2 separate regions of the Homo sapiens genome follow, and region 2 is linked to region 1. The links are chromatin contacts, found by Hi-C in ENCODE. All regions are on one chromosome and are shown on one strand. The core of a region is the stretch at or near the end of the contact, and the rest is flanking DNA. Distances in the headings are between cores, read along the strand shown.

Evidence for each region. Hi-C counts contacts between places; a loop is a spot of excess contacts on that map. Pooled maps may share reads with other maps.
Region 2: a map of ascending aorta shows a loop between it and region 1 (3-fold over the local background). The contact joins two enhancer-like sites. A Hi-C loop is called at or near these places in 3 of 168 maps with a recorded cell type or tissue (ascending aorta, gastrocnemius medialis and tibial artery) and 3 of 50 pooled maps.

The regions. Positions count from the first base shown.
Region 1 is chr2:120,538,080-120,545,164 of GRCh38, forward strand. It overlaps LOC105373585 (a long non-coding RNA gene), which reads right to left. Exons shown (of 4, transcript XR_001739681.3): 4 at 5,797-7,085. Among named protein-coding and RNA genes, the nearest start is that of LINC01101, 75 kb to the left of the region's middle. RefSeq lists an enhancer at 5,432-6,631. Within about 2 kb of position 2,446, at least 11 of the 41 ENCODE cell types and tissues checked have a DNase peak (open chromatin) inside an H3K27ac peak, as active enhancers do; they include tibial artery, where a contact is called at or near this core.
Region 2 is chr2:120,912,262-120,919,346 of GRCh38, forward strand. The region is part of intron 2 of GLI2 (GLI family zinc finger 2); the gene reads left to right. Among named protein-coding and RNA genes, the nearest start is that of GLI2, 180 kb to the left of the region's middle. RefSeq lists enhancers at 2,282-3,055, 3,056-3,829. Within about 2 kb of position 3,057, at least 16 of the 41 ENCODE cell types and tissues checked have a DNase peak (open chromatin) inside an H3K27ac peak, as active enhancers do; they include tibial artery, where a contact is called at or near this core.

The DNA.
Region 1 (7,085 bases), core at 1,196-3,695:
GTGCAGCAGCTGGCCCGGGAATCCCATCCAGCTGCCACTGTGCCCAGAGGAGGAACAGGGACTTTCTCTTTCAGGATTGAGAAAACCCAAGAGGCCCCCAACAAACTTCCCCTTGGTCTTGTAGCCTGCAAGCGGGTGTAGGCCCATATGTAGACTAGTCCATGGCAGGGAGGGGACAGGCTCTACCAAACCTGGCTGTAGATGATGTCCAGGGTGGCTGCAGGCAGGACCTCCCACCTCACGTGGGAAATCATGTTACAGTGTAAAGCAGGAAAAGCAATAGCACCCCCAAAAAGTATATAACAGAAATTACCTCTACTGCCCTGGCAGCTCTCCTTTAATTTGAAATCATTTCAAAATAAAAAATATCTGAGATTACTTTCCTAGGTTACTTTAGCAAATCAGTGAGAGGTGAAGAGAGTGCACTGATGGTAGTAACATCTGTTTCTGTCATCATTTCCTTTTATTTTCTTGATAAAGAGGAATCAACTGTAACAACCTCGTTGGACTGTCTTGCAAGGGGTGGGTATTTAGTCAATACTAAAGCTATAGAACTGAAATATGCAAATAACAAATGTTTAAATTTGTTGCCTCCCCTTCCTAAATTGTATGTATAGCATGACCACAGTCTCAAACTGGGAGCAGAGCCAAAAGCTGGTGTGCAGGTAGTTTATTTGGAAACAGTTACCAGGGACTAGCCTGAGGGAACTGGAGAGAGAAAGGGGAGGAGGGAAAACGAATCCACCAAGAGCACATGGTTCTGTTGACCATCACTGTGGACAACTGGAGCTCCACCCCACTGGAGCCTTGTAAAATGTGGCTCAGACCAGCCACCCAGGAAACAAAATGGGGAGCGTTTGTCCACTGGGTCGCGTTCATGGGCAGAGCACACCGCACTTCTGGGCTGGCCATGCACAAAGGCTGAGGGCTGCAACATTGGAGAGGCACCAAGGGTGGTCACAGGCAAAGGGCCGTCACCTCTGCACAAAGCTGCTGCAAACCCACACGGAGCCAGTCTCCCTTGAAGTGGTGCCCAAGAGGTGTCTGAAACATCCTATAAAATCAAAAGCCCTGCACCCCGGCACACAGTGAGCTCGAGGGCACAGATTCTACCATAATCAGCTCTTCGGCACCACTGAAGGGAGGATCTCAACAAATGTTTGCTGAAAAAGAATGAAAAGCTGATAGAGGAAGGCACAGACAGGTTAATGGTTACCTTTGGGTGGGAGGTTAAGGGCTTCCCCCGACCCCATCTCTCTGTATTTCCTATGCTTTCTCTAATAGAAACGTTCTTTTCATGAGGAAAACATTGTATTTTCCTGTTTTAAATCCCCTCAATAATTTCAGAAGGTATTGCAGAGGAAGAGTGAGCCTCTGACAGATAAATGCTCTTTTCTCTCGAGTGATCTGATGACAAAGTCATCCACAGAGACTGGTGTTTCCCACTGGTCATTTTGATCTTAGCCAGCCGGTTGTCATAAATAAAAGGGCCGTCCCTCGCAGCCCAGAAGACAGGCCATGGGTTGAATGCTTTTGTTCTTTTTCTGGGAGTGAGGGGTACTGTAGACTGAACCAGGCACGTGGGCTAGAGAGGAAAGAACGCTGGCTTCAAAGCTGGCCAGGCTCTACTCCTGGCGATGCCCCCACCAGCCGAGTGACCTAGGGCAGGCATACAGCCTCTCTGATCCTCCAGTTGCTCTTCTCCAAAGCAGTTCCCGGCAGAGCTGGAGGAGGATCGGGAGCGAAGGGGCCTTCCTCACCCAGTGGGGCTCAACAAAGATCAGTTCTTGTGCCGTCCTTCCTGGTTTGTGATCAGACCATGCGAGGGAAAGCCGGCCCTGACAACTGCCTGCGGTGGGGAGCCAGGGAGGACAGGGCAGTGGGCGGGTGCAGCAGGCACAGCAGCCAGGACTCCCAGTGCCCGGGCCTGGGCCCATCCCCTTCACTGCATGGAGCACAGGTCAAGTGCCAAGTGTCCCGCGATGACCATTGATCACACAGCCCAAACAAGCCCGAGATTTGGTTTTATTTCTCCTCTGGAAATTTAAGGACAATAGCAGTCTCTTCCTTAGGAAACTTTGGAGTGGACCAAATCACATGTGCGTGGCACTTGATTAACAATGGCGCTACAAGGGAGTGTTTGATGTGCACCAGGGACTCTCAGCGTTTCAGTCCTCACCATAGACCTGCCAGCCCAATAGGAAACTGAGGTGGACAGCAGGGAGGAGAGTAACCTGTCCAAGGCCACATGGCTTAGTGGCTCAACTGGGAATGAGACCTGGTCTGACTTCAGAGCCTGAGCTCTGATCCCCTACGCTGTGAGTCTCTGGACACGGCGGTGCTGCTTGTTTATTTTTGCAGCGGGGTGCTGTTGTTGCTGACACGTCTGTGCCCATGTAAGGCTGGGCCTGCTGCTTCTGCTGGAGCTGGCCCTTTAAGCCTCCCGGGTGTGGGGAGCCTGCCCTATGGTGCAACCCTGTTCCCTGGAGCTGGCGGCATTACTGCTACAGTAAGGAATGTCCCTGGGGAGATTTAGTGCCTGGTGATAGACATGTGGGCTTGATTTACCCCCGCACTGCTCCATTCAGCCCTAGGCAGGCAGTGCACCGGGGCAGAGTTGGTGAATAACTAGAGAAACCAGAGGGGTGCACAGGGTGCTGGGCGAGGGGGCACGGAGCCCGCAACTGAAGGGCACTTTTCTGTGCCAGGCCTGTGATCTCAGCAACTACTCAAAACAAGCCTATCAGGTTACACATCCATTTTACAGAGGAGGAAACGGAGGCTCAGCGAGGTGAAGCCACCTGACCCAGGGAGTAGTCAAAAGAACTGAGGAAATCTTTGCTTACTGCAAGGAAGGGCCTCCTGGGACCATGGCATTTGTCTGAGCCTCTGGGACCAGGCCCTGGGGGCTCCGAGCCACTATCCCAGCCCTGCCAATCTTCCTGTCACCAGAATCCAGACCCTTCTCACAGGGCTCTCAGTTCTGCAAGCCCCCTGTTTCCAGTTAGTGAGAGACTCCCTTTATCAGCCTTGGCAAGGAGCCCTTCAGTCTGCCAAGCCCACCCCTGGGCCCTGGCAGGGTCTCTGGCAGGAATGGCTGGAGGGGCTTCCCTTTCTGTCTTCCATGCCGTCTGGGGACCTTCCCACCTCCTCCCCTTTGTCCTTGCTGTCTGCCGTCTGCCACCCCCTCTGCCCATCCCTCCTGTCCTGCCCAGGTGCCGCCTCTGCACAAGGCCTTCCCTGACTGTGCGCTCAGGGCTCTCCTCTTCTCTCTGGCCTTAGTGCCTGGTGACTGCACAGGATGGAGAGCTCAGCTCTGGCCTCTGCGGTTTTGCCCTCATTTCTGATCTCTCTCATCTGGCCACCTCCCCAGGAGATCTCAGGAAGATACCCTGCCAGGGCACCTTGAGAAGTCAGATGGTGCCATGGGCTCTTCCTCGCCTCCCAGCACCTGCCCAAAGCATCAGCCGGTGAGGACCTTAGCGCCCCAGTGCCCTCAGCTTCAGCAGCTGAAGGAGGCTGCTGGGCCTGGAGGGGAGCAGAGCTGGGCCAGCCAAGGGTGCGCATTGTGTGGCTATGCAGCCTGGGTGTGTCACCGCCTGGTACGCCCAGATGTAAGATGAGTGGGCTGACCCAATTCCTTTAATTCCATCCCTTTAGGAGACTGAGGTTCAGTCTCCACACTGTGCTCATTAAGGCAGGAAGGAGGGAGCTGCTCATGGCCCACAGTGGCCTATCATTTGGAGTTATTGAGCACAGACTGTGCCTGAGTTAGCCACAGAGCCCTGAAGGTGCTCCCGCCCCCCGGTGTCCTCATGAAACCTTGAGTTTCACTCATCACGGTGCTGCTATTGCAGATACTCTACTGGGCGGATGCCACCTGCCTGCTGCTTGCAGGATCGTAAATGGGCAGTGCCCAAGCAACAGAGCAGGTAAGCAAGGGAGGACATCCCCCGATTCCTCAATGGAGGAATCACCCCTTTCCCAGGGACACTGCAGATCTGGCTTAACTGGCCCTGGCGGAAGAGGACCTGGGATCCTTGATTCATTCACAATGTATCAACAATGCACCACATCTGTTGTGTTTGCTATTGCTTCTATTGCTTCCACTGCACCTGTTACCATCAGTATTAGTTCCCATGGGGCTACTGCAATGGTCACTGGATGGGAATCTGGAGACCTGGGTTCTAGGCTAGCCTCTGTGTGTCCTGAATTATTCACGTCACCTTTCTGTTGTGTTTGTCAGCACCCTCTCTGTTATAAAGAACAAAATCCCCAATAACACATTTCAAAAAGAGAATTTGTTGGTCACATAATTGAAAGCTCCCATAGTCTTGTGGGCTTGAGGTACAGGTTGACCCAGTGATTTTCGGAAGCATCAGGCTCTGGTGCTATTCTGCCATTCCTTTTGTCCTTCCTCCTGCAGTATACTGGGCTTTCTCCCTAGGCGCAGGCCCTTCAGGAGATCAGAAATACCTGCAACAATCCCAGGCCACATCTTCTCACATCCCTGATCCTGAGGAAGAGAGGGCCTGACTCCTCTCACTCCTGGCAGAAAGGATGCCCGTTGGGCTAGCTTAGGTCTCAGGCTGGTCCCCAAATCAATCACCATGACCAGAGGAACAGAACGTGGGGGTTGGCTTAGCTAGAATCAGAAGCCCACCTCTAAGACGAGGTGAAGTGGACTTTCCCAGGCCACATGGAGCAGTTAGGGAAGGCGAAGGTGGTTACGGATGGAGAGGATGCAACACAATTTACTTTGTTTGATTTTGGACAAATCAGTTACTCTTCCTGTCTCTACTTTTTCATTTACAAAATGAGAGCATTTGTCCAAAGTCCGTTTTCTTTATTTTTAAAAAGTATTTCACCTACCAAAATCAAAAGGATCCAAAGTCCCTTCTAAAGCTAATATTCTGAGACTGCCCGTCATCTTCATCTTCCGTGCTGAACCACTGAGACCACAGCAAGGGCCATAGCTTGCCTCATGCTGTCCATGAAGAAAGGGTTTCCTGGGCAAAATACTGAGACCAGGTCTTCACCAGCAAACAAGCATTGGTTGTGTTCTCGTTCTGTGCATGTGCACATGCTACTGCTGTGAAAAATCCTCGGAGGTATAAGGCCCAGTCCATGGAATTCGACAAACGTTGACTGGGTACCTACTGTGCACAGTGCAAATTAAACATAACAGTGACATGGTCCAGTTGGGAGATCTCCAGTTGCAAAGTCCATTGGTGCCTCCCAACAGTCCTGCGAGGTGGACAGATGACAAGAGAATAAGACAAAAGAGAGAGAGGCAAGAATGGCTCACGGTTGGTACGGCCATGACTGTTCTACGTGTTCAGGGGCAAGGCCGTGGCTCCAGGCTTAAGTGATTATGAAGGGGGAGTCACTTGAATGCACTTTGAAGGCAGGGCTGGCTACATTATTTGTGAGGCCCAGTGCAACGGGAAAACATGAATCCCTACTCAAAAAGCAGGAAAAAGTGCCTCTCAAGGTACTAACATATAAAGCTTTTTTCTTTCTTTTGTGGTTTCTCTCTCAACTTGTGATGTTTGTTTTGTTTGTTTGCTATTTAATGTTACTCTAGGTAAATAAAAGTAAAAACTAAATTATTAGTAAAGTTAAACTATTAGAATACATTTTACTCTTTATCTTTATAGTATACAATGGCAGTTTTAAATGCAAATATAAAAACATTTAACTCCTATGCAGAATCACTAAAATTACACACTTTGTATTTCAAAGCATATACAGCATATGTGTTTTGTTCTCACCAGAACAGTGGAAACAGTAGAATACTAACTCGACTGTTTTTATTTCACTTCTTATTATGCACACATTCTACCAACGCTCTCCACCTCAGCTCGCTGATGAGGAAGGAAAGACGTCAAGGAAAAGGAACTGCGGGTGGCCCTGTCTTTCCCGGTCCTTCCTTGTCATCATTTCCAGCACAAGTGGTTGCTCACACGGGGAAGCGATGCAAGGAAGAGAGGATATGACAGGGCTCCTTCATCATGTGTGTTTCTCAGAATGCCACGGCCTTCTGTCTGCGCTAGGAGCAAGTTCTGGTTGGAATGGAAAGCGAGACCTTTCGCAGTTGCCAGCGCCCCCCGTGCTCAGCTGCAGGAGTAACTCACTTCTCTTGTACTCAGTGAATGTCGCTGAACTCTCCTGCATCGTGGGCTCCCTGGAGTTCTGTGCTCTGGGGCATCACAAACGCTGGAGGTGAATGCAGCAGCCAGGAACGGGTTTGTGCGGATCTCCTCTTCTCCTTTGCAGGCCCCAATATCCCATTGGATTTCACTCCCAAAACACAAGATAAAAGATAAAATTATCAAAGAGTTTCAAGATGGCAAGATCGGAGCAATCAACCGAGCTTGGGATCCTTCTGTGCATAGGGCCCTGTGAAACTGCTCAGGTCCTATGCCCGTGAGGCTGGCCCTGTCTGAAGGACTGGCAGGATGTGTGTGGGCAGAAAGAGAGGACAGAGGGCATCCCAGGCAAGAGGGGCTTCAGCAAAGACGCAGGGGTAGGAACATTCCTGGAACACTTAAAAGAGAGAGAGGGAAAGCCTGGTTAGGAATGGGGTCCCGTTGGTGAGCATGGGCCAGGAGAGAGGCTTACCATCTTGGAAACTTCCGTATCACTCCGCTGGGCCTGTGGACCCTGAACATGTGGCTCCCGTGCCTCCCCAGGCCTGAATCAGCTCTGCCTGAGGCTCCCCGCACTGTTTCCCCACTGGACCTTTCACGCATGGGTGTAATTATTTGTTAAATGAGGGCCAACTGCACTGGACCCCACGCTCGTTGAGAAAGGAGTAGATGCTGCTCTGTGTTTCTGAACCTCCCTTAGTGCCTGACATTATGGAAGGAAGAAAGAAGAGCTCACTCCTCAGGAGTTACACTTTTTTAGCATGGGATTCAAGTAGCTGATTCCTTAAGCTACCAGCAATTTCATCTTGAAAAATGACCTAATTCTCTAGTTTCCCATTAATTTAGACTGGCTTTCTCTTTGATAGAACAAAAGAGAGCCGCACCTCGTCAGAAGAGTGACTGCAGATGCACGAAATGAGTGGGCCTTTCTGC
Region 2 (7,085 bases), core at 1,807-4,306, 370 kb after region 1:
GTTTTGCAAGAGGTTTTTTTTTTTTTTTTTGATGTCAGGAAGGCTTTGGCATGTTTTCCTCCTCCCTTTCTTCTACAGTCTTATTCTAGGAAATAAGATTCTGGGCACCGCTCAGGGCTGGAGGGTTGGGTCATGAGACCACATATTCTGTGTCTCAGTTTCTGAACCAACAAAATAGGGGAGCAGGCTCTTCCCACGGATTCATGGACTGGCCTCCAGTCCTGCTGGTGGACACCGTATCCCAGCAAAGAGAAATACTGTTTCCATGCGCCACAGTGGTCGTTGGTGGGGAGAGTGGGGAGGGTGGTGGGAATGGCATGTGCTCCAACCATCATTCAGTTAACTGGGTCCAGAATCACACGGGCAGGGAGCCAGGCGTCCGAAAGTGTAACACGGCTTGCCCGGTGTTTCTCCACGGTCCTGCCGCACTGCCCCTCATGACCCCGGCATGGGCTTTGCTTTCTGCGGACCCTCTTATTTGTCGAAGATCTCGGGAGTCCACACACCCACTCCCGTGTCTGGGAACACTCCAAGCTTATCAAGAACGCAGCGGGCAGCAATCCAGGGCAGAACAAGGGAGGTGCTGTCGACCAGCTCTGCGCGGAGAGGTCAAGGGTGTGGAAGGGTGGGGAGAGAGGCACAGGCTGACTTAATCCCTTGGGCGGGGCACCGGCCTCACCCACAGAATCGCAAGTAACCCTCCTACGATTCTGGGAACGTTTGTGAGTTAAATGAATGGAAGGGAGGGAGGAAAGGAGGGAAGAAAAATAACTGTGTTTTCATCAGTAAATGTAAGCGACCAAATAGAAGTCTGTAGGAAGCTAAGATTCAAAGGTGAGGAAGGACTGAGGTTTGGGGAGAATTCTCATCACCATATTTTGTGTATTGATGGGACTTTTACTAAGCTAGACTAGAATTCTGAAGCAGTGGAAAGTCAATAATGATAACGAGTTAGGCCTGAGCTGTTCAGTAGGGTAGCCGCGAGCTGTGTGTGGCTGAGTGCTTGCAATGTGGCTATCCTAATTGAGATGTGCTGTGAGTGCAAGATAGGTACCAGGTTTTGAAGACGTAGTAGGAATAAAAGCATGTAACACATCTCATTAACAATTTTTTTACTGGTTCCATGTTGAAGTGATAGTATTTTTGACGTACTGGTTCAATTAAATTGTGTTATTAAAATAATCACCTGTTTCTTTTTAGTTTTTTTTAAATGTGGCTCCTAGAAAATTTACAATAACATATGTGGCCCACATTGTATTTCTGTTGGCCAGGGCTGCATTGGATGAGTGGACACCTAGGGAAGATTCTAGTCCAAGGTAGAGAGAATTGTAAAGGATCCCTTTGAGTAACATAATTATTGGGACTGACAAGAGGCTCCCAGAAAGTGGCCCTTACGGGACCTGCTTGGATGAAAGAATGGAGAGCATTTTGTCATTCCCCTGTTGATTGCAGAAAGACAGTAAGTCCAGCCCCAGTGCTCGTTTGCTTGTCCAGGTGGCTGATTCCGCTGCCCGGTTTTAAAGGTCATTGATTGTCTGTGGCAGGCCCTGCCTCAGAATGCAGCCTGGAATAAAGAGGTGCCTTGGCTCAGCCTGGGAAACCATCACCAGGGCCTGGTGGAGACCAAATGTGGTGGCCTTACTGTCGTCTCAAGAGCTATGGCAGAGTGCAAAGCTGGGACTTGATGCTCTCGGCAGGACGCAAGGCAGGACCTATAAGCCAGATCAAGAAACCTCTTGTTGGGCTCTGCAGGGAAGGGGCTGGATGCTAGTTAAGTACACAGAATGGCAAGTGACACCTTCACGACCCGTGGGGACCAGACAGAGGAATGGCATGGTCATCCTCCTGAAAGGGAGAATCACCTGCGACAAGTGGGCTTCTTGCCGGGGACCAGTCAGCATTGCAATAGCTAGCCGACAAGGTCCCTGCCAGCTGACGGGGTCGCCAGTGTATACTGTCAAATGAGTATGTCAAGGGGCAGCAAGATTTTAGGGGAAAGCCTGAATCCATCCCAGGCCACCTGGCCTAGCCCTGGCCTGTGACAGGTGGAAGGAGCACTAGGGCCTGGGCACCGTCTCCTCCAGCTCCTGGGCTGGATTCCTGCTTTCTGCATTGGATTCTGCAAGGTGCCAGGGTCCCTGGGAGCCATGGTCCTCTGGGCTTCAAATCTATTGCATTTTGCAGTGGGGAGGCTGCACACTACTTTTTTAGAAACCTTCTGTGACCAAGACAGAGTTTTCAACCTTAAGCAAGCTTGACCAGCCCTATTGTTTCTTCCAGCCCTAAAATTCTCTAATGTGGGACTCTACATGTCTACCCAGACAGACAGGCAGCCCCTCCCATTCCTTGTGATGGCGGGGATCTCCCAGGTGTCCCTCTGGAGCTCACCCCAGTCTCCCACCCCTTGCTAAAGGGGCAGGAGCCCAGCAGAGGGGTCTGTAGGGATGGCCACACCGGCACCCTTCGGGGCCCTACTGCGTGCCTGGCCCTGCACTAGCTCTTCTCCACTTCACAGTCTCCCTCTGACATGGGTCCTGTCCCTATCCTCATTTTACAGATAAGGACACCGAGGCACAGGAAGGTTCGGTGAGTCAGCAATCAAGCCAGACTTGGCTGTGGCACTGGCGGCAGCCTCAGCTCTGTCCAACAGGACACTATGCCGCCTCTTGTGGCCTGTCTCCTGTCACTTCAAGGCCACTGTTGCAGGGAACAGATCCCATGACTGCCTGGCTCCCGAGCGGCCAGACCCAAATGGCACGGGGCTGGCCTCTCCCGTGGCGTTGGCTGGAGCACACTCCTCACCCTGGAATGTGCAGGTCCCTCTGCATCCCTACCTGCCCTCACCAGGAGACCAGTCTCAGAACTCTGTGCCTGGTGTGGAGTGGCTGTGCTGGCCCCAGCCCAGCACACTCTCTCTTTCGGCAGCTAATTTGTCAAGTAACACCTCAGCCTGGGGTGGGCAGTGTGCGTGGGCGGACCCAGCAGAGGCCACGGGTCCTGCTAGGCTGTGTCTGCAGGGCAGGCCTGATTGCGTGAGTGGCCTGGGCCTCAGCCAGCCGGACACCAGCCAGCTCGTGGTGTTGGAATTTCCTGTCTGATTTTAATTCCTCCCCCCACGTTTTTCCCCCAAGTGAGACAGAAGCACTTTTTAGTTGCACGTTGTGGAGTGGCCATTCAGGATATTATTCTTATTAAATGCTTCCTGTGGGGTGGTGGCTGGGCATCAGGAGGGCCTCTGGAATTCTCCTGTCCTGTGGCTTATTATTGAAAATCATGGTGCCATTTGCATAAGGCCCTGGGGAAGGAGGTTTTCCATGATTCGTGCTCTTTTGGTGCTTCCTACCTCTGATGCTTAGGCCAGTGACTTCGTCCTCATTTGCGAACGAACACCTGGTCACCTGGGCTCACGTGGCTGAAGGGCTGGCCTTTGAAAGTGTCAGGATCTCAGAACAGACCAAGGCTCCCTAGCAAGGGGAGAAAGTCCCTGGCAGCCTCTCCCAGCCCTGGTGTGCACTTTCATTCATGTACCATCGAAAAGCACAGACCCCTGGATGCCTTCCAAACCTGCATTCCCAGTGGCACCCAGACCCCTTGCAGCTGCTGCTCAGAAGCACTGGTAAATGGTCACCAGGATTCAAATGTCTCCCCCACTCCCGCCTCTCTGATCTTCTGTGTTGAGTTTCTCCAGTTAGTACAATGCCTAGTAGGCGCATGGACATGATAAATGATTTCCCCTTCCTTACTGTGCAACTGGGAACTATGGAGCCACAGCAAGTGTGGAAATGCCAAAGGGCCTGTGAGTCTCCCTCCCGGGGTGGTCCCTGGAGCAGCAGCATCTGCATCACTGGGAACCTGTTAGACATGCCCAGGCTCACTGAGGCAGGAGCTCTGGCAACAGGGCCCAGCAACAGCCTGAGAAACCCCGATATCAGGGCTTAGTGGGTGCTTCATCATGTACCTCTTACTATGTGTATTACATCATGTGTTCCTCTCGAGGACGCCAGCAAGAGATGTTCCTCATCCTGTATGTATAGGAGAGGCCACATGCTTTGCACCGGGGCTTACACTTCACTCGGTTCAGTGCCAGGGCACAATTGGGCATCCTGGGCTCACTGTCCGCACTGCCCTGAGCCTGAAGAGCCTGCCATCCTCCCCCTTCCTTCTGGCTCTGCCAGGTCTGGCCTCTTCCAATGAGCCTTCCTGGCTGCTCCAGACCTCATGGAAATCTTTTCCTGACTTTGAGGCCACTTGGGCAGTTTGTGCTGCGTGGGCCTCGCTGAATCCCGCAGGGTCAGGCTCTCCAGCTGTGGCAGTGGCTTACACAGCAGCGCCCCGGGGCACTCCCTGTGGGCAGGAATTATGCCTCTTGTTCTCTGTGGCCTCCAGAGCCCATGAGCAGCGTCCTCTTACATTGAGCGAGTAGGGGAAGCCTTGACCTGCAGCAGGGTGTGTGGTTGTGACTTCCAACTGTGGATGGAGAACTCTGCCCTGGGTGGTGAGCAGCTCCGCCGTGGATTCCAGAGACAGCTGTGGAGCCAGGCTTGATGGGGCCCAAAGCCTGTGTATGTCAAGGCCATATTAGTGGGACAATGTGTCTGAACTACATCGTATCCCTAGATCAGACCTGGATGGTTGAAGGAGGGAGCATCCAGCCTCTTCTTTGAAGCTGGTGTCGTCGTTTCTGGTATCTTCTGGGAAGCCTTTAGGTACAACTTCCCTGGGGATTGGGCCTGGGATCTCCACAGGAATAGGAGAGAGCAGAGTCTTGCTCCATGGGATTTGTGACAAGCCCAGAATAAATGGCCAGAAGCGACCTTAGCCATGCAAACAGCAAGCTGACATCCAGCATCATTGGTGTTGGGAGGGCGCTGGCCTTCTGGGGTTCATCACCAGAATGACGGTGCTGATCGCCATCCTTACCCATGAGGTTAACATTTTTCATTTCATAAGGTGTCTTCACATTCCTGTTTCATATAGGATTAAGTGGTTTAACTGATCAAATTGTACATTAAGCGTGGAATGGAAAGTAGCAATCACTCTCACTTTCTTTCTCTCTGTTGAGACTGGGGAGTCATTGACGACCATGTAGCCAGTGGTGCATCTGTTCTTGTTTGACAACTCAGACCTGGCCCAGGGCCCCGAGATGGCACATGTGTGCATTCAGGCCCCACTCTGTTCTCCTGAGCCTGTGCTTCCTGGCAGAGCCCAGAAGCAGCCTGAAGATGCAGTACCCTGCCCAGCCTTGCCCTCCTTGCAGCTTTGTCCAGGCCATCCATGCGCCCCCTTTCCTGGAGGGAAGTAGTACTGGGTTTGGTGTAAAATAATTGAATTGTAGAGGAGACCCCATCCTCTGCACTGCTGCTGCCTTGCAGCACACAGGAGGAGCCTTCATGAGATGTCATAGGCTGGGACCTGGTCACATCCCTTCTGCCTTGGGCTTCTCCTGCTGCTGACTTTCCCAAGAGGGGAGTTATTGCTGCAGCCATGGGATATGTGGCTGATGCAGACAAGGAGAGTGGGAGCCCTCCTTTTAAACGGAATTCACAATAGTGTTCACCTGAACTCCCAGACCACCTTGCAAGTTCCCTCCCCTGCTTATTTTCTGCGGGCAGCATGGACACAGACACTAGGGAAAGAATGGTGGGAACCACCAGAGCTTGTAGTAGCCAGCCTAAGCCTCCTGGGGATTGGTCATCTGGGAATAGGGGTGAGTGGCCAGCAGGGATTAATTTATAGAAGATCTTTCCTGCAAAGCCATGGCTTTCATCAGTTCCTGCATCCTCACTCTGTCAAGCAGTGAGTTTGCACAGAGTACACATCTGTGCATGGAGAACTCTGCCCTGGGTGGTGAGCAGCTCCGCCGTGGATTCCAGAGACAGCTGCAGAGCTGGGCTGGGTGGAGCCCAAACCCTGTGTATGTCAAGGCCATATGAGTGGGGTGATGTGTCTGAACTACATCGTATCCCTAGATCAGACCTGGATGGCTGAAGGAGGGAGCATCGGTGGATGCCTTATATGAGTTTCTATCTGATACATCTCAATGTCCCTTATACTGGGAATGGAGGAAAAGTTCTCTTCATTACCATAGCACCGGGACCCTTGTCACATCTGCTCAGAGATGGGGAAGGGCATTATGACTTATTAGGGGTTTCTACTCTATGGACACCATAAATATTCTTTTTTTTTTTTTTTTTTTGGATATGGAGCCTCTCTCTGTCTCCCAGGCTGGAGTGCATTGGCGCAATCTCAGCTCACTGCAACCTCCAGCTCCCAGGTTCAAGTTATTCTCCTGCCTCAGCCTCTCCAGTAACTGGGATTACAGGCTTGCACCACCACCCCTGGCTAATTTTTGTATTTTTAGTAGAGATGGGGTTTCGCCATGTTGGCCAGGATGGTGTCAAACTCCTGACCTCAGGTGATCCACCCACCTCGGCCTCCCAAAGAGTTGGGATTACAGGCGTGAGCCACTGCGCCCAGCCCACCATAAATATTCTTCACAGCAGTTGGGTTGATGTCATTCCTATTTTACAGATGATGAAACTGAAGCTTGGAACACTCATTACTTGCTAGCGAATGACAGAGCCGTGGTTCACACTCAGGTCTGTCTGGATTCATGGCTCAGGTGCGTTCTGCTCCTATCCCAAGCTCCTTAGACAACAGGGACAGGTGATGTCCTGTAGGACTGTCCTCTGGCTGATGTGTGACACTGGAGCAAGCTGGACTTCACTCTGACTGCAAAGGTTACCTTGACTTCCAGCCTGCCCCTCTACTGCTTTTTTCTTTCTTCTACACTAGCGCCTTCTTTTGCCAAAGATATTGGTGTATTTTGTGCCTAGGTCCTTCCATTAGGAGAAAAGCAACCAGTAAGCCATCTACACTTTGGTGTGAATCCATTCCCATGACTCCCAAGTTCTGTTTGCTTCTAAGAAAATAATACTGTGCTGGATGTTACTTAATATGCAAGGAATTCTAAGTTAAAGGAACATGATAAATTAGTTTTTAACTGGAGAATCCCAAAGTCCCCCATAGTGGGAACAAAATTGGATGTCAAAAAGCCCTTCTCCAGTCATCCCAGAGACGTGCCA